2 separate regions of the Homo sapiens genome follow, and region 2 is linked to region 1. Evidence: chromatin loops called from intact Hi-C (ENCODE). Cell type or tissue: psoas muscle. All regions are shown on one strand. Each heading gives the region's core, and the rest is flanking DNA. Links, peaks and the distances in the headings are about the cores only.

The links. Hi-C counts contacts between places; a loop is a spot of excess contacts. Peaks named below come from ENCODE experiments on the same cell type or tissue, not always from the same donor. Only the 100,000 strongest peaks of a DNase experiment are listed, where the experiment ranks them.
Region 2: a loop joins it to region 1, with 2.4 times the contacts of the local background. A loop is called at or near these places in 11 of 110 quality-filtered maps.

The regions. Positions count from the first base shown.
Region 1 is chr17:19,573,857-19,586,471 of GRCh38, reverse strand. SLC47A1 (solute carrier family 47 member 1) reads right to left here. Exons shown (of 17, transcript NM_018242.3): 17 at 7,438-9,145. The coding sequence ends at 8,919. It also overlaps the pseudogene SLC47A1P1. Among named protein-coding and RNA genes, the nearest start is that of SNORA59B, 23 kb to the right of the region's middle. RefSeq lists an enhancer at 10,075-10,650. In psoas muscle, for the core only: no CTCF peak of the experiment used is centred there; a DNase peak (open chromatin) is centred at 6,331; H3K4me3 peaks cover 1,117 bases; H3K27me3 peaks cover 839 bases.
Region 2 is chr17:19,635,481-19,648,095 of GRCh38, reverse strand. No RefSeq gene overlaps it. Among named protein-coding and RNA genes, the nearest start is that of ALDH3A2, 7.0 kb to the left of the region's middle. RefSeq lists enhancers at 1-539, 540-1,190, 1,737-1,956. In psoas muscle, for the core only: a CTCF peak has its summit at 2,014 (motif pointing right); no DNase peak of the experiment used is centred there; H3K4me3 peaks cover 2,090 bases; H3K27ac peaks cover 1,120 bases.

The sequences.
Region 1 (12,615 bases), core at 2,650-10,649:
GGGTGTCTACATCTATCCTTATTGATTACTGAACAAAAGTGTACCTTCTAACTAAAGGATGATAACCACCTTGTGTCAACTGGGGAAATATTAAACCTAGTTTTTCTTAAACAGTATAGCACATTATAATTTCTATATTTAAGGTTAAATTGTGGGCCAGGTGCGGTGGCTCATGTCTGTAATCCCAGCACTTTGGGAGGCCGAGGCAGGTAGATCACTTGTGGCCAGGAGTTTGAGACCAGCCTGACCAACATGGTGAAACCCCATGTCTACTAAAAATACAAAATTGGCCGGGCATGGTGGCGGGCGCCTGTAATCCCAGTTACTCGGGAGGCTGCGGCAGGAGAATCACTTGAACCCCGGAGGTGGAGGTTGCAGTAAGCCAAGATCATACCATTGCACTCTAGCCTGGGTGACAGAGTGAGACCCTGTCTCAAAAAAAATAAAAAATAAATAAAGTTAAGTTGTGGTTAACATCTAAAGGTGATGCCCCGATCTGCCAGTAGGATGTGCATTTAGTAATAATAACAGCAAACTTTTATTGAGCACATACTATGTGCCAGGCACTGTCCTAAGCCCCTCATGTGCATAGTGCTAGGACAACTCGTCTCATTTTTTGTTTTGGGTAACCTGAGTTACACAAAGTGTATGTCCCTTGCCCAAGTTACTCAGATGGTGACCTAAGTCTGGGAAGTCTGGCTCCAGATCCCAAGCTTTAGTCCTCCAGTGAGGAACAGGACTAGTTGTGTCACCCTCTTGACCAGACCTCACCCAGTCCCTGACAATTAAGGGCACATAGAGTAGCCTGCAGGTAGGGTGCAGGAGGCATTCAGGACGAGGGGCTGAAAGACCCTCATTTGCGTCCTGGGTCTCACGGTTACTGGTGATGGCAGCCCCAGGTGAGTTAGCTTCTTCACTGACCACGACTCTGGCTTGATAAACACAAACTCCAGCCCCACCACATAACTGACAGGCCATACATGTACTGCCCAGCGGGACCCCATGAGACCAGGGTCTCCATCTAACCGTGCCCCAGGAGGGCTGTGGCACAATGAGGATTTACCCACACAGCAACACTGAATTCCAGCCAGGGCAGAGGGGCATGACTAAAGCTCCCAAACCCCTCGGACTGCCAGGAAAACAGAAAGGTAAAGCATGCTAATTTATGAAGTTTTGTGTTTTAAAAAGTCACACAGAGCTGGGCACGGCGGCTCATGCCTGTAATCCCAGCACTTTGGGAGGCCGAGGTGGGCAGATCACTTGAGGCCAGGAGTTCAAGAGCAGCCCGGACAACATGGCAAAACCCCATCTCTAGAAAATACAAAAATTAGCCAGGAGTGGTGGTATGCACCTGTAGTCCCAACTACTCAGGAAGCTGAGGCACAAGAATTGTTTGAACCTGGGAGGCAGAGGTTGCAGTGAGCCAAGACTGCGCCCCTGCACTCTAGCCTGGGCAACAGAGCAAGACTCTGTCTCAAAAAAAAAAAATATGTCACATAGGAGTGTAGGGGGATGGGGGGGATAGGGAGAGATGTGTTAAAGGATACAAAGTTACAGTTAGGCAGAAGGAATAGGCTCCTGTGTTCCACCACACTGCAGGGTGACTGCAGGAAACAATCACAGATAGCTTCAAATAGCTGGAAGGATACTGAAGCCTGGGCAACATGACCAGACCCCATCTTTACAAAAATTTTAAAAATTAGTTGGACATTGGCCGAGTGTGGTGGCTCACGCCTGTAATCCCAGCACTCTGGGAGGCTGAGGCAGGTGGATCACCTGAGGTCAGGATTTCGAGACCAGCCTGGCCAATACGGTGAAACCCTGTCTCTACTAAAAATACAAAAATTAGCTGGGTGCGGTGGCACATGCCTGTAGTCCCAGCTACTCAGGAGGCTGAGGCAGGAGAATCGTTTGAACCCAGGAGATGGAGGTTGCAGTGAGTCACTGCACTCCAGCCTGGGTAACAGAGTGAGACTCTGTCTCAAAAAAAAAAATTTTTTTTGCTGGACTTGGTGGCACACAACTGTGGTTCTAGCTACTTAGAAGGCTGAGGTGGGAGGATCACTTGAGCCCAGGGGTTTGAGGCTGCAGTGAGCTATGATTGCACCACTGCACTCCAGCCTGGGTGACAGGGCAAGATCCTGTCTCAAAAAAAAAAAAAAAAAAGAAATAAAAGAAAAGAAGATATTGAATATTCCCAACACAGAGAAATGAGAAATGTGTTACTCTCCCCCGGGGCTCAGTCTACCCATGTAAAGCAGGACCATGGCCTTGGGCCCCGTGGCTTCTGCTGTCACAAGCTTTTATCAAACTGAGCTCTGACGTTAGACCTCTCGCTTACAACACACAACTTTATAAAAGATAGAACAAAAATTGCTACTCTGTCTCTGGCGACAAGCAGCCCAGAACACCACGCTCCATGTCATGGTGTCTGCCTTCTGAAGGTCAAGGGGAATGTGGCTGAGGCTCAGTACCCAGGCCCGCCCTTCCGCTGAATCAAGGCTTCCATAAAACCTCAGCACAGTTTCCATCCTATCCCATGCCAACTCACCCCTGGCTCCCAGCTTTTCCACCCATGTTTCTTTGACCCAATTCTAACAGCTATTTATTTATCCTTCTTTTAGGGAAGTATTTGTGTAAACTGGTTCAAATTCTTCGTGGAACAAGGTGGACTATAAATAAATGTTCCTTTATTTAAAAAAAAAAAACACATTTTTATTAGTCCTTTTATACTATGAACATTTTTCCAAAGGTAAAAAATTTTGTTTTCACAGTTATCTTAAAAATGAGTCTATTATCTTCCTAGAAGATCTCACTGCAACCTCCGCCTCCCGGTTTCAAGAGATCTCCTGCCTCAGCCTCCCAAGTAGTTGGGATTACAGGCACCCACCACCATGCCTGGCTAATTTTTGTGTTTTTAGTAGAGACGGGGTTTCGCCATGTTGGTCAGGTTAGTCTTGAACTCCTGACTTCAGGTGATCCGCCCGCCTCAGCCTCCCAAAGTGCTGGGATTACAGGTGTGAGCCACCACGCCATGCCTAACCACAGGAATTTCTGTAGCCCGTTCCTGATAAGGGGCTCTGCGCTCTTCCGCCTTTGGCCAAGGGCAGTGGTAGGTCAGCTAAGTTGTCAAGACAATTTTGGCCAACATGGTAAAACCCCGTCTCTACTAAAAATACAAAAATTAGCCAGACACGGTGGTGGGCGCCTGTAATCCCAGCTACTCAGGAGGTTGAGGTGGGAGAATTGCTTGAATCTGGGAGGCGGAGGTTGCAGTGAGCTGAGATCTCACCACTGCACTCCAGCCTAGGCAATAGAGCAAGACTTCATCTCAGGAAAAAACAAAAACAAAAAAAACACAAAAAAACAAAACAGCAGAGTCAGCTTGACTAGTGCTGTCCTCTGGGGCCACCTGCTCAAGGGCATTTTGTCCTTTGTTCCTCCCAGTCTGGTCTCCCATACCCTAAAATCGCCCTCCCTTACCACCACCCCTCCTTCCCTGCTGGCCTCCTTCAAGCCAAGCTTCTTGAAGGTGTTCTTTGCACTCGGGCCTGGCCTGCACTCCCGACTCAGCCCCTATTGATGCCTTGTTTATTCCTGCCCAGCCCACTGGGCCTGGCCTCTTCCCGGCCTCCTATGACAAAATCCTCAAGTGAGCGCTTGGCCGTCCTTAATCCACTTGGCCATCCCTGCTTTCTAGAGCACTGCCTTGGCCTCCATGACCTCCCGCCCCCCGAAGTTCTTGCCACCCTGCTAGCTGCCCTTCTCAGCCTACAGTGTGTGCTTTTCTTCCACTGCACCCTCCCCGGGTATCCCTGGCCCTCAGAGTCCCCCACAACTTCACCTTCTACCATGGCACATGTTCTCCTGCAGCATCTGTCTGCCTCCCATGTTGAAAACTCTCTTTTAAGCTTCAGTTTCTGCTACCTCTACCCTCCATGTTAACAGTCCCAGCTCCTGGGAGCAGGGACACATTGTCCCAGGACACGTGTAAAATGCCACAGGGGCCAGCTAGCTCACTGGTTGTCCCTGGCTCAGAAGCTCCCCCAATGCTGTCAGCTGTTGGTGGGGAGGGCGGGAGCAGATGATGGGAAACCGGTCTGCCTGGGCGCCGGGCAGGCGCCCCTGGGAGGGGTTGCTTGTGGCGCAGGCCCCCAGCCTCGGCCTGCCTGGCATATGCTGTTAGCAGTGCATTTGTTTTCTCAAGTCCTTTGGAGGCAAGAACCTCAAGCGCGTGGGGATCATACTTCAGAGAGGGGTCCTCATCCTTATGCTGTGCTGCTTTCCCTGCTGGGCCGACTTGGTCAACACCGAGCGCATCCTCCTGCTCTTAAAACAAGACCCGAAGTCTCCAGGTGAGGTCCCCTGTTTCCCAATCCTAGGTTAAGAGTAGGTGGCTATCTGGTCATTGTACCTGTGTGGACATTTTCGGCCAATTACATGGTCTTGATCCCTTTCAAAAATGAAAGCTGTGACTGTGGGTCACAGAGTCGAGCCCACAGCCCCAGGGATGACAGCAGAGGCGGGGAGAGGAGAAGAGTGGACACCCAGATGCTGAGGTCCTCTTGAACAAGGTGGCTGACTGGCCATTAGATGTCATCCACATGGAGGAGTGACCGATGGCCCAGAAGTGAGCCCAGGGAGCACCCTGGGGGCAGTGATGGTTGGCAAGCAGTAATCAGAAAAGGTGGACCCCAATCCTGGGCCCTGCGGGGACACAGCAGGAAATTTCCCTGCCAGTCTTAGATCATCATCCTGTTAAGGTAGAGGCCAAGCTCGTCTTTCCCGGTGGGGACACTGGAGCAGCCATGTATACGAATCTCCTCTGCCTTCATGCCTCTTCCTAGAGTCCCAGTCTAAACTTTCAAAGGAAGCAAAAATGTCCCTTAATCCAATACGTTCACCAAATAACAGACCTGTAAATAAAATGTGTGACTGATTCCACCTGGCAAGGTCTTGGCTCCCATGTAGCTGAATGAGAAGCTCCGGTGGCCCTCCGTGTTCTTAGGGTGTGTACCCATCTCACGGGGACACAGGGGACATTTTCTGAGACTAGGGAAAGCCGCCTACCATCACCAGCAGAAGTGTTTTCCACTTTCTCTGAAAGCCTGGATGAAATGCAGGAAGAAACAACTTTCCACATCACTAACAAAAGCCAGGGAACAGACGTCCCAGGAGGTGTGATTTCAATCCATGGGAGAGGCTTTTCCACAAGGGTGAAAGGGTGGGAGCTGAATGTACTGTGTAATCCAATTAATGGCAAACAACCTAAATTACCTAAAAGTCTCCTGATTTAATTTCATAATAGAAAAAAGTGCAGTTATTTCAGTTTTACACTTTTCTAAGTATTGACACGAGCTCCTTCCAAATCTAATCAGGTAATGGTAAGCCACAGGTCAGTCCCAGACCTGTAAAGGAAGATGCATAAGACATGATACAATTCAAACTGATTTTTTTTTCTTTCCTTTTTTTTTTTTTTTTTTTTTTGAGACGGAGTCTCCTTCTGTTACCCAGGCGGGAGTGCAGTGGCACAATTCCGGCTCACTGCAACCTCAGGCCCCTGGGTTCAAGCGGTTCTCGTGCCTCAGCCTCCCAAGTAGCTGGGATTACAGGCCCGTGCCACCACACCCGGCTAATTTTTGTATTTTTAGTAGAGACGGCGTTTTCCCATGTTGGCCAGGCTGGTCTCAAACTCCTGACCTCAGGTGATCCGCCTACCTCGGCCTCCCAAAGTGCTGGCTGGGATTACAGGCGTTAGCCACCGCGCCCCGCCCTGTGTGTTTGTTTTTGAGACAGGGTCTTGCTCTGTTGCCAAGGCCGGGGTGCAGTGGTGCGGTCTCAGCTCACTGCAGCCTCGATCTGCTGGGCTTAAGCGATCCTCCTGCTTCAGTCTCCCGAGTAGCTGGGACCATAGGCGGTGCCACCACGCTGGGATAATTTTTGTATTTTTAGTAGAGACGGGGGTCTTGCTATGCTGCCCAGGCTGGTCTCGAACTCCTGAGCTCAAGCGATCCTCCCACCTGGGCCTCCCAAAGCGCTGGGATTACAGTCGTGAGCCACAGCGCCTGGGGACACCGCTCAAATCCTAACCCTTGGCCGCCCGTCGGCTCCTACAGGGGCGAAATCAGGCACCCACCGTGACGGCGAGCGTGACAGCGTCCGGCTCGACCTTGCCCAGATGTCCACAGAAGATGGAGCTGACGAGGCTGATTATAAAGATCATCAACTGCGCAAGAAACTGCGGAGGCGCGGAAAGCAAGGCGCGTTCACAGCCGCCCTCCCTCCTGGAAGCCCGCGCCCACCCCTGCGCGGCGGCCGCTCCGGAGGCGTCGGGCTGGGCGTGAGGACGCCGCACTCACCACTGGGCCCGCGAGCGCCGCCAGCTCAGCCGCCTCCCCCCGCAGGTCCGGGGGCAGCGCACCCCGCAGGCCCCACAAGCCGTCACGCCATCCGAGGGCCCGGAGCCGCTATGGGGGCCGGTCCTTGGCGGCGGCGGGGAGCTCGGCGGGGACCGGGGCGTCGGCGGCCGCAGGGGCCTCCATGCGGAGGCTGGGAGCGGCTGGCGGCGGCGCGGGCGCGGGACCGCAGCGCGGTGTGGGGGTGAGGGGGGCGACCCGATCCCACCCAGCCCCGCCCCTCCCCGTCCCGGACCCGCTCCAGACGCCCAGGGCAATGGTCGCCGCCCGCAGAACTCTGGGGGAGGGCACCGGGAGGGCCCTTGGGGGCTTATGAAGGGGGCTCGGGGAAGGGGTCCCTGCGTGAGAGGACCCCTCGTGTGCTTTTGGATGACACGGGTTTTTATCAGGAGAGTTTGTAGGTCAGGTTGGAAGAGCAAAATGCCTAGAGGGTGGGCAGACAGGACTGAGCTGGTGATTCCATCCTCCCGCGGAGCACAGGGCTGGCGCTTTCTGGCATGCTTCTGGCCTGGGCTTGCTGCGGGTTCAGTGTTTCCGGGAGAGGAGGGGTCCTGCCTCGCAGGGACCCCAGCCTCCCTGCTCCTGGCGGCCCGGGGTGGCCTCCTGGCCGCGGCTATTTGTGGCTGGTGGTTGAAAGAACCTCCTCTTATCCCCAGGGGGTCCCTGCCCTACCTGGCAAGGGGAAGGGCAGGGAGTCCTGTGCGAGGGGAATGGAGACAGGGTTCGAGGGTTCCTGACGAGGAGCTGGGGAGGGGCCTCTGTGGTGTCTGCCCCCTGCCCCCAGGCCCAACCCCGAGGGCCACAGTGCAAGCCTTTACCTGCCTTCCTGGAGAATGGGCCTCGTGGCCCCAAGAACAAGGCACTGAGGGTAGAGATACCTTAAGGTGGCCCCAACCAAAATCAGCAGTTGGGTGTTTTTTACTCAAAGTAGGTAACTTTTCTGATTTTGTTATTTCAGGAAAAGGCCATGCCTAGAGCATTATATCCATCCTAGCACTAAGTCAAAAATGTAGAGGCAAAATCTCTATTTAATGTTTTATTTTGGAAGAAAGAATTGCATGTTCAGGGCATCCATGTAGACCAGTTGGTCCTCGGTATGTCGGAACAACACAGAGAAGGCTGGAGGTTTTATCAAAAGAAATGTCAGTATTGCTCTTTGAGAAAGTTTATTGGCACCAGGAAGGGTGTTGGGAGCTGGCAAGCTACAACTGGTGAGCAACCGGGCAGGCAAAATTATTCCTAGAGCTTCAGCAAGTTCTCTCAGCAGTTATGGACAAAGCTGGTCCCAGCTTACAGCACGCAGTTTCACCAGCTGGATGTGCAGAGAATTACATTACTAGATTAATGTTATGTGCCTGAGGTGCTTTTATCCCTGGCTTCTTGACTTTTGATTGGGTGTGATAAGAATGACTTAATTTGGTGTAATCCACTTTCACAGCACTGAGCATACTTAGTATGTACTGAGGGTTGCTGAATTAACGGTGTGTACCGCACCCCAGGAAGGCTTAATGAAGTAGGATTACTGCTTAAGCTAAGACCTTTATTAAAATTTTGTCCTCTGGCCAGTCGTGGTGGCTCATGCCTATAATCCCAACACTTTGGGAGGGCAAGGTGGAAGGATTGCTTGATCCCAGGAATTCAAGACCAGCCTGGGAAACAAAGGGTAGACCCTGGTATAAAAAATTAGCTAGGCGTGGTGGCACACGCCTGTGGTCTCAGCTACTCAGGAGGCTGAGGTGGGAGGATCACTTGAGCCCAGGAGGTTGAGGCTGCAGTACGTCACGCACACACCCCTACCAGGAATTATCAGTCTTTGTTTGGATTTCCACAGCTCGAAAGATTTCCCAACTGTTTTTCAGTGTCCACAGTGCCTAGATCTAGACCTCAAATGAAGATTAACAAATGCCAGCTGGGCATGGTGGCATACCCCTGTAGTCTCAGCTACTCTGGTGGCTGACACAGGAGGATTGCTTGAAGCCCAAGAGTTCGAGGCTGCAGTGAGCTATGATCGCACCACCGCACTCCAGCCTGCATGACAGAGCAAGACTTCCGTCTATTAAAAAAAAAATTAAAACAAAAACAAATACCATTTGCCCAGTGAATAGTAATCTAAGGCCCAAGGAAAGATATACTGTAAAATATATTTTACATAATTCAAGCAGTATGAATTCTTAAGCAGTTAGTTTATGGGTTTGTGTCTAAAAAAATAGCAGAAGTATCAAAGCCATTGGCCAATGCAGTCAGCACATTGATCCTTGCTTGGTTCAGATAGTGGTGAATTACTACTCATGTCATCTTTCAGACAGTGTCTTGGGCCACAATATAGCTTTTAACCTTAGTTGCTTTTTCTTTTTATAGAAAAATGTGTCTTTGCATTTCCAGCCCTCAAAATCCATGGGCACACCTGAATGACATTAACTCACAGTAAATTGTCACTGGTGGGCCTGTGAATTGTGTGTAAGCTCAAAAGCATCACTTGACCTGACTTTCTTTCCTACCACGTCACTGAATTCTGACATAGAATCTCACTAAAATCCCCACCAGCAAGATTAAGAAGACCCCCAGGAGCAGAAGCCCTCGCCGCAGCACCAGCTGTTTCCTGGACAATTTAGCGCCGTCCTGTGGATGTTCCGGCAAAGGTTCTTCTTGGCGCATCTGCTGATCTGACTGAGGCTCGCCTGTCTTTCCAACATCGTTCGTTAAAATTCCTTCAAGGTTTTCAGGGCACCCTGGGAGGAAAAAGGAACTTAGCAGCTTAAAAGGGATTTTTTTTTTCATTTTTATAAAGGGCTATGTATAAAAGGAATATGTGCTAATAGTGGAGAGAAAGTTAATTCAGGACACTATTGCTACAGTGAATAAATAAAAGAAATCTTATCGCAGAGTGCCCCTCCACTCACTCCTTCACGAACACCGATGATCCTACCAGCGCTGGCTTGGGTGCTCCAGGGAGCACTCTCCCAGGAGCTAGAGAAATAAGGTAGCCCTCTCCATTAAAATTCACAGGGAAGCCGGGCGCGGTGGCTCATGCCTGTAATCCCAGCACTTTGGGAGGCTGAGGCAGGCAGATCACCTGAGGTTGGGAGTTAGAGACCAGCCTGACCAATATGGAGAAACCCCGTCTCTACTAAAAATACAAAATTAGCCGGACATGGTGGCACATGCTTGTAATCCCAGCTACTCAGGAGGCTGAGGCAGTGAGGCAGGAGAATCGCTTGAACCCAGGAGGCAGAGGTTTGGGTGAGCCAAGATGGTGCCATTGCACTCTAGCCTGGGCAACAAGAGCAAAACTCCACTCCAAGGGAAAAAAAAAAAAGGATTCACAGGGGAAATTTTCAAGGAGCCAACACCCATCTAATAAGCATTTCAGAACAAAACACAAGGAGAAACAACCTAAGAAATAATTCAAGTCTGGGTGCGATGGCTCACGCCCGTAATTCCAACACTTTGGGATGCTGAGGTGGGAGAATCCCTTGAGCCCAGGAGTTCAAGACCAGCCTGGGCAACATAGTGATACCTCATCTCTACAAACAAAAACTTTGCTGGGCCTGATGGCGTATGCCTATAGTCCCAACTACTTGGGAGACTGAGGTGGGAGGATCACTTGAGCCCAGGATATCGAGGTGCAGTTAGCTATGATTGTGCTACTGCAGTCCAGCCTGAGTGACAGAGAGAGACCCAGTGTCAAAAAAAAAAAAAAAAAAGGAAGGAAGAAAGAATACAAGGCTATTCACAGAATGGGAGAAAGATGTGACCGTTCACATCAAAGGGCCTACTAAGTATTGAAGGATTGCAGAGAATTTCACCCCAAGATATGGCTCCCTGGTATAATGAGTATTTTAAATTAAAAACTCTTTGGAGATCAACAGGCCTTGAAAGAGACTTTTCCCCATCTACATAAAAGCCAGACAAACCCACCAAGAAGAACAATTGCCAAACCTTTTACAAAATAATGCCAGTCTCTCAGGTTCATTCAACTTCCAAAGGGAACCAGTCTGTCCACCCTGCCCCCAATCCATTCATTCTGCAAAATATTCAATCATTTTCCCTAGTACTCATTTACTATCCCTCAACAGAAGCACCAAATGCCCTATCTCCTCTCTCCCCTCTGAAAGTTGGTTATATGAGTGTTGGGCCTCACTGGGATGTTGGGTAATGACTGTGATTCTTCCCTTTTGCATGGTTAAATACATTTGTATGCCTTTTCTCTTATTCATCGGCCTTATTATAAGTTGATTTTTCAGTGAACCATCGGAGGGCAAGGGGATAGCTTCTCCTTCACCCCAACAGTTTCAAGCAGATAATGATTCACACCTAGACTTAGTCTCAAGACACTTCAGAACAGTAAGAGTAATAGGCCAGGCGTGGTGGTTCACACCTGTAATCCCAACACTTTGAGAGGCTAAAGCAGGAGGATTGCTTGAATCCAGAAGTTCAAGACCAACCTGGGCTGCAAAGCAAGACCTGGTCTCTACAAAAATATTAAAGAGTTAGCTGAGCATAGTGGCACGCACCTGTAATCCCAGCTACTCAGGAGGCTAAAACGGGAGGACTGTTTGAGCCTAGGAGTTTGAGACTGCAGTGAGCTATAATTGCACCACTGCACTCCAGCCTGGGTGACAGAACAAGACCCTATCTCAAAAAAAAAAAAAAAGGAATAATAATAAGAAAATGTCCTAAAAGCTTCCGAAGAGAAAAATGAAGGCATATTACATAATGGCACGAGAATAAGCTTGGCCATCCCACTTCCTAATGAGCATAAGTGGATGAATGTTAGGAATGTAGCAATATCCTCAGAGTTCTGAAAGAAAATCATTTTGGGCCGGGTGCAGTGGCTCATGCCTCTAATCCCAGCACTTTGGAAGGCTGAGACAGGCAGGTTGCTTGAGCCCAGGAGGTCAAGGCTGCAGTGAACCTTGATCGCACCACTGCACTCCAGCCTGGGTGACAGAGAAAGAGAGAAAGAGAGAAAAAGGGAGGGAGGGAGGGAGGGAGAAAAAGAAAATCATTTTGAACAGAATCATACCAGCTCACACTTAACAAAATGCTTTCCCTGGTCAGGCAGTTCTGGGTGCTTCTCAACCCCAACAGCGGTAGTATAAAAGTAAGTGCCATTGTTAGGCCGGGTGTGGTGGCTCACGCCTGTAATCCCAGTACTTTGGGAGGCCGAGCCAGGCGGATCACTTGAGGTCAGGAGTTCAAGAAAAGTCTGGCCAACATGGTGAAATCCCGTCTCTGCTAAAAATACAAATATTAGCAGGGTGTGGTGGTACACCACCGCACACACCTGTAATCCCAGCTACTCAGGAGGCTGAGGCAGGAGAATCACTTAAACCTGGGAGATAGAGGTTGCAGTGAAAACGAGCCACTGCACTCCAGCCTGGGCGACAGAGTGAGACTCAAAAACAACAACAGGGATAAGTGCTATTGTTATGCGGATTTCACAAATCAGGGAAATTGGCAAGATGGTAGAAAACATCCACCAACCCTTCCCTGAAGATCATTATAGAACCTCAATAAAACAAATTAAATATCATCTTGAAGGCATCAGAATGCAAACAATGTAATGAAGAGTCACCAGGGCAAGATCCAGGGACGAAGGAAACCCAGAGGGGCTGCCCAGCCTCTGAGGCTGCTTCACATCAGAGAGTTCATTCAGATCAGAGAGATGAGAGGATGCAGGTCAGAGAGACCTACATCCAGATCACATGACTGAGACGCTGACCAGGGCTTTGGCGACTTGGGTACCTACCAAGAATCAGGCCCTGGCAAACCTCTCTGTACTTGTGGTTAGAACCCCAAAGGGCTGCATCCAAGACTTAAGGATGAACCAGTCCAGGTGTGGTGGCTCACGCCTGTAATCCCAGCACTTTGGGGGGCCGAGGAGGGTGGATCACTTGTGGTCAGGAGTTCGAGACCAGCCTGACCAACGTGGTGAAACTCCATATCCACTAAAAATACAAAAATTAGCCAGGTATGGTGGTGGGCGCCTATAATCCCAGCTACTTGGGAAGCTGAGGCAGGAGAATCGCTTGAACCCGGGAGGCGGAGGTTGCAGTGAGCTGAGATCGCACCATTGCACTCCAGCCTGGGCAATAGGGTGAGACTGCTTTTAAAAAAAAAAAAAAAAAAAAAGCATGAACCAGAAGAAGTAAACCAAGCCTCACACTGGCTGCAGCACACCTTCAGTTTGGCTGGG
Region 2 (12,615 bases), core at 819-8,818, 63 kb before region 1:
CCGCTCCCAAGAGAGAACCCGCTGCCCTCAGGTTTCCCCCTCCCGCCTTATTGCCTTTCGGGCGAGAGACTTCAGCTCTCATCACTGTACTCAGCAGCAGTTGGCTCAGCTGATCGGTCCTGTCTTGTGGAAAGCTTTCTTTTCTTTACCATTTCCCTGCACTCTTCTGCACTTTTCTTTTTAGCTCACTGGCCGGGTCCTCTGGGGTTCCTTTGCTGGATTTTTCTCCCCTTCCTGACCTCTCACTTGTTCAGGTGCCCAGGGCTTAGTCCGGGGCCCTCTTTTCACAGCCACTCCCTCATGTAATCCCATGAATAGTGCTCACAGAAGGCTCTAATCCCAGCCTTTCCTCTGAACTCTAAAGGGTATATTTGTGAAAAGAAAATAACTCGGGGCCCTGGCCCAAATGAACTCTCCACTTATGTACAAAACAACAAAAACCGTGGGAGCTCAATTCACTATGCCAAAAGGAAAAAATTAAGCAAAAAGCTGAGTCATGCAAGAAACTGCCTTTCTCTATGTCCCTAAGCAGATAGCTACAGATAAAAGGTTAAATGTCCCCACAGGTAGCTGCTCTGTCCTCACCTTATCTTACTGAAGTGCTGATTTACACAGCAGGAGGCAAATACATAATTGACTATTCCCCTGCCTGTTCCTTTTTCTATTTGTGCAATGTGTGGATTCAGTAATGACCATGTTCTCCCTCTTTCCCCTCCAGCCCGCTCCTCCCTTTTAAATATTGAAGCCCTCAAAATCATCTTTAGATAAAGGCACAGACCTCCCTCCCAAGCATGTCCTTAACCTTGGCAAAATAAACTTCCAAATTGATTGAGAGCTGGTTTTGGTTTACAAGCTGGCAGCCAAAGGAAGTGACTCAGTGGAGGTGGCCCTGACCTTTGACAAATCTATCAGTGCTTGGTACCAGCTTGGGCTATTTTTATTGCTCAAACAGGACAATTTGCTGAGGCCTGGGAGCACCCCACTCCAGAGAATCCCTGATGTCCCAAAATTTGGTTGAGATCTAAAGTTTATTTTGCTGTACACCTCTTTGTCTGCAGTTTTACTTACTCCCAACAAAGAAGGTGCGTTTTCCTGCCTCCATGACGATGGAGGGGAGGCAACTCCTTTCTGGAATTTCATCTGGCTTCCAGCAGGGAAGGTGAGTCTGAGTTTTTTTTCTCCTTCTAAAATGGTAAAGAGCAGTCTTGAGCCTGGACCCTATTCCTAGGTAAGCACCTGAATTGGAGTTTTGTCTTGGAAACTCTCCTTGGTGACTAAAGTTAAGATTAACAACCAGCTGGTCTTAATTTCTCCTTACCATTAGAGCGCTCAATAATACAAATTGTGCGATCATTTCTTTTGCTTAACTGTTTCTTTGTTTGTTTCTGTTGTTGTTTTGGTCTTTTTCCCATTGGGTTTGACCAGCTCTACTTGACTTGGTCAAATCTGAAGGAAAGTTGAAATTATGGAGAACAAGGTCTTTGAATTGGCTAAATTACCACAGCTGAGGGGAAAAAAATGAAAAAGAAAAAACAGGCCGGGCATCCTGATGGTTTCCCTGCTTCTACTCTTTCGGGTTTTTTTTTTTTTTTTTTTTTAGACAAGGTGTCACTCTTGTCACCCAGGCTGGAGTGCAGTGGCCATGATCATGGCTCACTGCAGCCTCCAGCTCCCAGGCTCAAGTGATCCTCCCACCTCCACCTCCCAAGTAGCTGGGACTACAGGTATGTGTCACCATGCCTGGCTAAATTTTTTTGTATTTTTTGTAGAGATGAGGGCTTGCGATGTTGCCCAGGCTGGTCTCCGACTCCTGGGCTCAAGTGATCCCCCTCCCTCAGCCTCCCGAAGTGCTGGGATTACAGATGTGAGCCACCTCGCCGGCCCCCTGCTTCTACTCTTGACTCTAGAGATTGTTATTTCTCAGTTCTACACTTGCCCTTTTATACTCTACTGCAGGGACCTAGAGTGTGTGAACCCCATTTCCCAGGCTCTCGTGCCCGCTGGCTTCTGCCAGTAGGGGGCACTATAAGGAAATCAGAAGGCAGGAGGTGGAGAGTAACTTACTGCTTCTGGATTCAATCGTGTGGCAGTTGCTGGCCATTTCTATAGTGAAAGTGGAGGAGGGATTATTCTTTACTCTAGGAATTCCTTCCATGGTCAAGGTGGCACCTCTCTAGTAGACAGAGGATGAAAGTGATAGTGTCTCCAAATGGCACAGAAGCTGGTGCAGTTCCATTGGTTCCAGCTAAGGGTATTTTTAGCAGCTTTTTTATCTATGATGTCACTCCATTATTCTTTTTGACATCTATTACTCTTAAAATTCCCTCTGCATGAAATAACTAGATAGTTTATCTTTCGTGACTGGACTCTGATAACACTTTGTTGTAGCCTGTTCTCCACCTAGCCATTGGTGTCCGAAGGTACCCTGATCATGTTAATTCACTGCTTAAAACTTTCCAATAGCCTCCCCTCACGTTTAGAATAAAATTCAAAATGTGAATTTTTCTACACATATTCTACAAGCCCTAAATGCCCTGGCCCGTGACTACATCTTCAACCTCTTTTTGTAGGATTCTCCCACTTAGTGAGTTTCAGCCAGAGTGCCTTCCTTGCTGTACACTACTGAGCATTCTAAACACATTCCCAGCCCGGGGCTTTTGCATTCATTCTGTTTCCTTTGCCTGTAGTGTCCAGCTATCATTCTCACTTAATTCAATTGCTGCTTCAATATTACCTCCCTAAAGAAGACTTCCCTGACCACCATGTCTAAAATATCAGTCTCTGCTACTTTCTGTCCCTGACCCTGTTTTATTTTTCTTAATATAAATGTATCTATTTGTTTGTTGTTTTTAATGTGTCTTCCTCACTGGAATATCTTGTAAAATCAGGGTCTTTGTTGTTCATGTTCACTGTAATGTTAGTACCTTGAATAGAATCTGGCCCACAGTAGGTGCTCAGTAAGTATTTATTGAATGAATGAATGAATGAATGGTACACTCTCACATACTCTAGTCTTAGTGTCTTGGCACTGTCTACTTTTGTGGCTTTCTCAACAGCCTGTAATTTGAAGCTTAAGGAGATTCATGATGAAGCAAGGAAATTGGCAAGACCATCAAACTCTTCTTCACTTCTACTTCTCGCTTGCCTGCTTTGGACAAAAACAAAAAAATCCAGCCCATGTGGAAATACCATAGTTAAAGTTGGGAGACAGTAGGTGAAAAGGCAAGCAGGCTTATATAACAAAAGCAGTAGCTCCAACATATACAAAGTGTTTAATTCAATTATGTAAGTAACTGAGGAGTGCTTGTGCATAGGAAGCCAATCAACTAATATCAGTATCTAGAACCGTGTGGCAACAATATTTAAATCAGCTCAAAGGCCGCCAGAGAGTGTACCCAATAATCTTTATCTGATCTGAAAGGGTAACCAGTTCTAAATGCTGGCTAATAAATATTGTGTAAGGAACTAGGTAAATTGAGATATGAATCATGCTTCCATTTAAAAAAAATGTAAATAATGAACAGAATTCCAGTGTGGAATTAGAACAGGAATCGGTTTCACCTAGGGCAAATTAATTGCTAAGTAGCGAAGAGCTGCTGCTTTTGCTGAGCATAAGATGTGAGGATTTCTTTCTTTCTTTCTTTTTTGAGGCAGAGTCTCGCTCTGTCGCCCAGGCTGGAGTGCAGTGGTGCAATCTTAGCTCACTGCAACCTCCACCTCCCAGGTTCAAGCAATTCTCCTGTGTCAGCCTCCTGAATAGGTGGATTTCAGGCATGTGCCACCATGCCCAGCTAATTTTTGTATTTCTAGTAGAGACAGGGTTTCACCATGTTGGTCAGGCTGGTCTCAAACTCCTGACCTCATGATCCGCTGCCTCAGCCTCCCAAAGTGCTGGGATTACAGGCGTGAGCCACCGTGCCGGGCTGAGGATTTCTTACAAACGATGTACTCTGATTCTAATGGCATAATCACCAAGAATTTACTACCAACTCTTGAACATTTTCTTTATTAGTTAGAGAAATCAACTGATGGCATTTTGTTGGGCATATTTAAAAATCACATCCAAGTGCTTTAATAGAACAAGGTGATATATTTATGGAACCAAAGAGAGGACTGGGAATTCTTTTACTACACTCCCAAGCTGAAACATTCTCCCTTCAGCTTTTGAATATGATATACTCATTGATTTAAGTAGCTATGGGTAATGAAATCACCACAGCAGGTTATAGGGGTAAGGGGTGAGTCCTCACAAGCTTCTCCTTTCAGGAATGCAGTAGACTGTAGTGATTTTACTATGCCTGCCCACTATACTTTTCCATCCTCCTTTTTCAGCTTAAAAAAAACCAAGTTTTTCTTTTTGTTTTTATTGGGGGTAATCAACTCCATGACCCTTCTCCACCACAACCTTTAGATCTTTGATCTGCTCAGTTATCAGCAGGGAGAGTTTTCTTAAAGGCAAGGATGAAACAGACACTTTTAATTATTTAAACCTCAGGGGGACTAAGGTAGTGAGTGTGTACCCAGGAGTTCTTTCTGCCTTCTGGCCCAAATTTCATTACATTTTCATTGGATACTACATAAATACAAAACAGTGCCTACAGTAAATTATTACAGAGTTTACCTACCTGTATCTATGACCCAGAACATTACCAGCATTCCTTTTAGGCCCCTACCCAATCACCACTATAGAATTTCTGGGTGAAAGTAAATACATGTTTTAACTTTAGAAGCCAAATAATTTTTCAGTGTTTTTATACCAATTTATATTCCCTACCACACAGTCTAGCAGCTGCTTTCTAAAACTTGATTTAAAAAAATAATTACCCATTCTGGTGGATGCGTAGTGATCTCTCTCTCTCTCTCTCTTTTTTTTTTTTCTTTTTTGAGACTCTGTCTCAAAAAAAAAAAAAAAGGAATGCAGCGGTATGATCTCAGCTCACAGCAACCTCTGCTTCCTGGGCTCAAGTCATCCTCTCACTTTAGCCTCTCTAGTTGCTTGCGTTACAGGTGTGTGCCCCCGTGCCTGGCTAATTTTTATATTTTTAGTAGAGACAGGGTTTTGCCATGTTGCCCAGGCTGGTCTTGAACTCTTGAGCTCAAGACATCCACCTGCCTTGGCCTCCCAAAGTGCTGGGGTTACAGGTGTGGGCCACTGCACCCAGCTTGTAGTGATATCTCCTTGTGATGTTAACTTCCATTTCCCTAGTGACTAATCATGGTGGGTTCCTTTTCATGTGTATTGACTATTTGCACATATTTCCATAGCTGGGAATAGCAGATTTTATGAAAGGTGTTTAAGACAACAGACGTGAATTGAAGCCTCAGACTGCCTTGGACACCTTTCCTAACTTTCAAAACACTCTTCTTCAGCAAATGCCAATATAAATGTTTGTGTCCACAGATCAATAATAGAAAAGAACAAACACAGGACCATAGACACTACACACACGCACACATGCATATAACTCTAAGGAAAAGGAGATAAAGATCTTTACAAAAGATGAAGCATTCTGATGTGTAATTCTCACAATCTCTTAAGACACTGACACATGATCTTTGGGGGCGGGGGCGGAGGAGTTAGCCCAAAGGAAGGCTGTGAGGGATTAAAGAATAGATTATAAGAAAACAGGAGAGGGCAAACTCGAATTGAAACTCAGGAAAGAAAGAGAAGAGAAAAGCACACCTTAATAGAGATGAAAGTTGCATGAGAACAAAAGGTAAGAGATACAAAAAGAGAAGTTTGACAAAATTACATAAAATGAAAAGGAGACAAATGATTCCATTTACATGATAGAATAGTCAAATTCATAGAAACAGAAAGTAGAACAGTGGTTACTAAGGGCTGGGGCAGGGGGCAAGGGAAGCGGTTATGGTAACAGAGCTACTGCTTGATGGGGACAGAGTTTCAATTTGGAATGATGAAAAAGTTCTGGAGGTAAATAGTGGCGATGATTGCACAACATTGTGAATGTACTTAATGCCACTGAATTGTTCACTTAAAATGATTAAAATGGTAAAATATACATAAAAGATACAAAAAATACATAAAACATGTGGATGTAAGTTTTCAACTCATTTGGGTAAATAGCTTATTTGGGTATGTGCTTATTGGAGACCTATGCTTAGCTTTGTAAGAAACTGCAAAACTCTTCCAAAGTGGCTGTACCATTCATCATGCATTCGTACCAATATATAAGAGTTCCTGCTGTGCCACATCCTTGCCAGCATTTGGTGGTGTAAGTGCTTTGGATTTTAGCCATTCTCATAGGTGTGTAGTGGTATCTCATTGTTTTATTGCCAATTCCCTGATGACACATAATGTTGAGTATCTTTACACATCTTTATTTGCCATCTGTATAGATTCTTCGGTGAGGTGTCTGTTTAAACCATTTTTAATTGGGTTGCTTTTTATTGTTGAGTTTAAATAGTTATTTGTATATTTTAGATAAATAGTCTTTTATATAAGCTATGTTTTTACAAAGATTTTCTCATAATCCTTGGCTTGTCTTTTCATTCTATTAACAGTGTTTTTTTACAGAGCAAGTTTTAAATTTTAATGAAGTCCATTTTATGAATTTTTTCTTTCATGAATTGTGCTTTTGGTTTTGTATCTAAAAAGTCATTGCCAAACCCAAGGCCACCTAGATGTTCTCCTGTGTTATCCTAGGAGTTTTATAGTGATGCATGTCAGGAAGAAAAGAAAGATACAAGATTTTTCTCTAGGTTTTGGTTTTGTTTTATTTTTTGGCATGTGGATATCTAGTTGTTTCAGTACCATTTGTCAAACAAGCTGTCCTTTCTCCATTGAATTGCTTTTGTTTCTTTGTCAAACCTTAGTTGACTGTATTAGTGTGAATCCATTTTCAGTTTTGTATTCTGTTCTATTTATTTGTCTATTCAGTCATCAATGCCACATTATTGTGTTTACCTTTATGGTAAATCCTGTAGTTGGTAGTGTCAGTCTACCAACTTTGTTCTTCAACATTGTGTTGGCTATTCTGGGTTTTTGCTTTTCCATGTCATCTTTAGAATCAAGTTGGTCAATATCCACAAAATAAACTGCTAGATTTTGATTGAGAGTGTTGAATCCATGTATCAAGTTGAGAAGAACTGGCATCTTTTCAACTTCAACTCTTCATTTTCATGAACATGGACTGTCTCTTTATTTATTTACATCTCCTTTGGTTTCTTACATCAGAATTTTGTAGTTTTCCTCATATAGATCTTGTATATATTTAGATTTATATCTAAGTATTTCCGCCCCTTTTTGGTGCTAATGTAAGTGGTGTTTTTAATTTTAATTTCAAATCCAAAGTGTTCATTGCTATTGTATAGTAAAATAATTGACTTTGTATAATAACTTTCATCCTGATACCATGCTATAATCACTTATTAGTTCCAGAAATCTTTTTTGTTGATTATTTGGGATGTTCTACCTTGATAACCATGTTATCTGTGAACAAAGGCAGCTTAATTTCTTTCTTCCTAATATGTATACATTTCCTTTATTTGTCTTATTACATTAGCTAAAACTTCAGTTACGATGTTGAAAATGAGTGGTGAGAGGGGACATCCTTGCTTTGTTCCTAATATTAGCAGGAAGGCATGCAGCTTCTTTTGACTAATATGTTATCTGTAGAATTTTGTAGATGTTTGTGATCCAAGTGAGGCATTTTTATTATTATTTTTTTTTTTTTTTTTTTTTTTTTTTGAGACGGAGTCTCGCTCTGTCGCCCAGGCCGGACTGCGGACTGCAGTGGCGCAATCTCGCTCACTGCAAGCTCCGCTTCCCGGGTTCACGCCATTCTCCTGCCTCAGCCTCCCGAGTAGCTGGGACTACAGGCGCCCGCCACCGCGCCCGGCTAATTTTTTGTATTTTTTAGTAGAGACGGGGTTTCACCTTGTTAGCCAGGATGGTCTCGATCTCCTGACCTCATGATCCACCCGCCTCGGCCTCCCAAAGTGCTGGGATTACAGGCATTTTTATTATTGAAATAAAATAAATAAAACTTACTATTTTAACCATTAAGGTGCACAATTCAGTGACATTAAGTACATTCACAATGTTCTGCAACCATCAATATCATTCACTTTTAGATCATTTTCATCATCCCAAACAGAAATTGTACCCATAAACAATAATTCCCCTCTTGCTCTCTTTCAATCCCCTAATAACCTCTATACTTTATGATTTTGACTATTCTGGGCACCTCACATACGTGTAATCATACAAGATGTGTCTTTGCGTACTTGTACAAGTGTCCTTGTATAATAGGCCTGCATATGGCTTATTTTCCTTAGCACAATGTTTTCTTTTTAGGGGAAAACAGGGTCTTGCTCTGTTACCCTGGCTGGAGTGCAGTGGCACAAACATGGCTTACTGCAGCCTCAATCTCCCAGGCACAAGTGATCTTCCCACCTCAGCCTCCTGAGTAGCTGGGACCACAAGCATGTGCCACCATACCTGGCTAATTTTAAAATTTTTTGTACAGACAGGGTCTCACCATTTTGCCCAGGCTGGTCTCAAACTCCTGAGCTCAAGGGATCCTCCTGCCTCCATCTCCCAAAGTGCTGAGATTATAGGCAAGAGCCACAACACCACCAGCCCTAGCACAATGTTTTTAAGGTTCATCCATGCTATAGCATATATCAGAGTTTCATTTCTTTTTAAGATTGATTAATATTCCATTGTAAGTATACCACATTTTGTTTATCCATTTACAAAATGGACATTTGGGTTGATTCTACCTTTTGGCTATTGTGAGTAATGCTGCTGTGAACACTGGTGTACAAATATCTGTTTGAGTCCCTGCAGCATATCATAATTCTATATTTGTTAAAGATCTCACATACTATTTTCTATAGTGGTTGCACCATTTTATGTTCCCATCAGCAATGTACAATAGTTCCAATTTCTCCACATTCTCACCAAAACTTGCTTTCTGTTTTCTTTCTGTAATGACCCCTATAATAGGTATAAAGTAATATCTCATTGTGGTTTGGATTTGCATTTCCCTAATGACTAGTGATGCAGAGAGAATATTTTCATGCCCTGGTTAGCTATGTATCTTCTCTGGAGAAATGTCTGTTCAAGTCCTATGCCTAGTTTTTTTGTTTTTTGTTTTTGAGACAGAGTCTCGCTCTGTCACCCAGGCTGGAGTGCAGTGGCGTGATCTTGGCTCACTGCAACCTCCGCCTCCCAGGTTTAAGTGATTCTCCTGCCTCAGCCTCCTGAGTAGCTGAGATTACAGGTGGCTGCCACCATGCCCAGCTAATTTTTGTGTTTTTAGTAGAGATGGGGTTTCACCATGTTGGCCAGGCTGGTCTTGAACTCCTGACCTCAAGTGATCCACCTGCCTCGGCCTCCCAAAGTACTGGGATTACAGGTGTGAGCCACCATCCCCAGCCATATGCCTAGTTTTGAATTAGGCTGTTTGTATATTTTGTTCTTGTGAGTTGTTAAGAATTTATGTCCGAACATAAATCCCTTATCAGATATATACTATGCAAATACCTTTTCCCATTCAGAAGGTTACCTGTTTATATTATTAATAGTGTCCTTTTATGCACAAAAGTTTCTAATTTTTATGAAGTCCTGTTTATCTATTTTGTTGTTGTTGCTTGTGCATATCCAAGTAATCGCTGCCAAATCCAGATTTCCCCTTATGTTTTCTTCTGGCAGGCTTAGTGTTTGGTCTTATGTTTAGGTCTTTGATCACTTTTTTTTTTTTTTTTTGAGATAGGGTCTCACTCAGTCACCCTGGAGTACAGTGGTGCAATCAGAACTCACTGCAGCCTTCACCTCCCAGGCTCAGGTGATCCTCCCACCTCAGCCTCCTGAGTAGCTGGGACTACAGGCACACATCACCACACCTTTTGTGTGTGTGTGTGTGTGTGTGTGTGTGTGTGTGTGTGTGTGTGTGTGTATTTTTTGTAGAGACAGGGTTTTGCCATATTGCTCAGGCTGGTCTTGAACTCCTGGGCTCAAGCAATCAGCCCATCTTGACCTTCCGAAGTGCTGGGATTATAGGTGTGAGTCACTGTACCCAGACTGACCACTTTTGAGCTAATATTTATATATCGTAAATAGGGGATCAACTTCATTCTTTTCTATGTGGATATCCAGTTTTCCCAGCACAATTTGATGAAAAGACTTTCCTTTTCCCATTGAATGGTATTGGCACCCTTGTTTAAGTCATTTGACCATATATGCAAGGGTTCATTTCTGCATTCCCAATTCTGTCCATAGGCATGTCTTTATGCCAATACCACACTGTGATTATGTAGCTTTGTAGTTTGTTTTGGAATCAAGCAATCTGAGTCCTTTCACTTTGTTCTTCTTTGTCAGACATTTTTGGCTATTTGGGTCCATTGAGATTCCATATGTGTTTTAGGGTGGATTTTTCTATTTCTGCAATATGTCTTAGGGATTTTGATAGAGATTGCATTGAATCTTTAAATCACTTTTGGTAATATTGTTATCTTAACAGTATTAAGTCTTCATATGCATGAGTATGGATTGTCTTTCCGTTTATTTATGTCTTCTTTAATTTCTTTCAATTATGTTTTATAGTTTTTCGTGTACAAGTCTATTGCCTCCATGGTAAATTTATTCCTATGCATTTGATTCTTTTTGATGCTATTAAAAATGTAATTGTTTTCTTAATTTCTTTTTGGGATCATTCATTGCTAGTGTATAGAAATGCAACTCATTTTGTGTGTTGTGATTTGCATCCTGTGACTTCTGAATTTGTTAATTGAGTCTAATGGTTTTGTGGAATGTTAAGGGTTTTATACATATAAGATCATGTTATTTTTGAACACAGGTAATTTTACTCCTTCCTTTCCAATGTAAATGCCTTTTATTCTTTTTGTTGCCTAATTGCACCATCTTAAACTTTCAATAGTATTGTGAATAGAAGTGGGGAAAACAGACATTTTTGTCTTGTTCCTGATCTTAGGGGACAATCTTTTAGTCTTTCACCATTGAGTATGATCTTAGCTGGAGGTTTGTCATATATGGCTTTTATCATTTTGAGGAGCTTTCCTTCTATTCTCACTTTATTAAGTGTTTTTTTTTTTTTCAAAGAAAAGGTGTCATTATTGGTATAGTGAGATTAGTATCTGTATATGTTACCTTTTCTATTTTTTTGTTTTTTGTTTTTTGTTTTTTTGAGACGGAGTCTCACTTTGTTGCCCAGGCTGGAGTACAGTGGCGCGATCTCAGCTCACTGCAAGCTCCGCCTCCCGAGTTCACGCCATTCTCCTGCCTCAGCCTCCCAAGTAGCTGGGACTACAGGCGCCTGCCACCACGCCTGGCTAATTTTTTGTATTTTTAGTAGAGACGGGGTTTCACCTTGTTAGCCAGGATGGTCTCTATCTCCTGACCTCGTGATCTGCCCACCTCGGCCTCCCAAAGTGCTGGGATTACAGGTGTGAGCCACCACGCCCTGCCCACCTTTTCTCTTTGTTGTCCTTGTTACTTTTTTTCTTCCATTGTGGTTTTAACTGAGCATTTTATGAGATGCTATTTTCTTTCTTCTCTTAGCATATTGATTATATTACTTTTTAAAAACTTTTTCATTAGTTGTCCTGGAGTTTGCAATATGCATTTACAACTAACCTAATTCCACTTTTGAATAACACTATTCTTCTTCATGGGTAATGCAAGTGCCTTAGAATATTCTCAGTTCCTCCCTCTTGACCCTTATAACACTGTTGTCATTCATTTTAGCTATGCACAAGCTGTAATAACCAAATACATTGTTGCTATTATTTTCATATATTTTTTATCAATTAAAAATAAGAAGGATAAAATATTTTACCTTCATTTATTCCTTTTCTAGTACATAATTCCTTTCTTTATGTGTATCTGAGTTTCTGAAGTATTTCAGAAAATAGGCTTGGCATTATTAGTAGTATGTGATCTCTAGTAATCACAATGAGACACCACTTCCCACCCACTAGTATGATATAACTAAAATCAAAAAGAAAATCACAAGTGTTAGCAAGGATGTGGAGAAACTGGAAACCTCATACACTGCTGGTGGCAATGAAGAATGGTGCAGCCACCATGGGAAACATTTTGGCAGTTCCTCAAAAAAAATAGAATTATCCGCCTGTAATCCCAGCACTTTGGGAGGCCGAGGCAGGCGGATCATGAGGTCAGGAGATTGAGACCATCCTGGCTAACATGGTGAAACCCTGTCTCTACTAAAGATACAAAAAATTAGCCAGGCATCGTGGCGGGTGCCTGTAGTCCCAGCTACTCAGGAGGCTGAGGCAGAAGAATGGCGTGAACCCAGGAGGCAGAGCTTGCAGTGAGCCAAGATCGCGCCACTGCACTCCAGCCTGGGCAACAGAGCAAGACTCCATCTCAAAAAAAAAAAAAAGAAAGAAAGAAAAAAAATAGAATTATCATATAACCCAGTAATTCCACTCCTAGGTATAGACTCAAAAGAAGCGAAAACAGGTGTTCAAACAAAAACTTGTACACGAGTATTTACTACAGCATTATTCACAATTGCCAAAACATAGAAACAATCTAAAAGTCCATCAACTGATTAATAAACACCAGGTGGCATATCACACAATAAACTATTCAGCCAGAAAAAG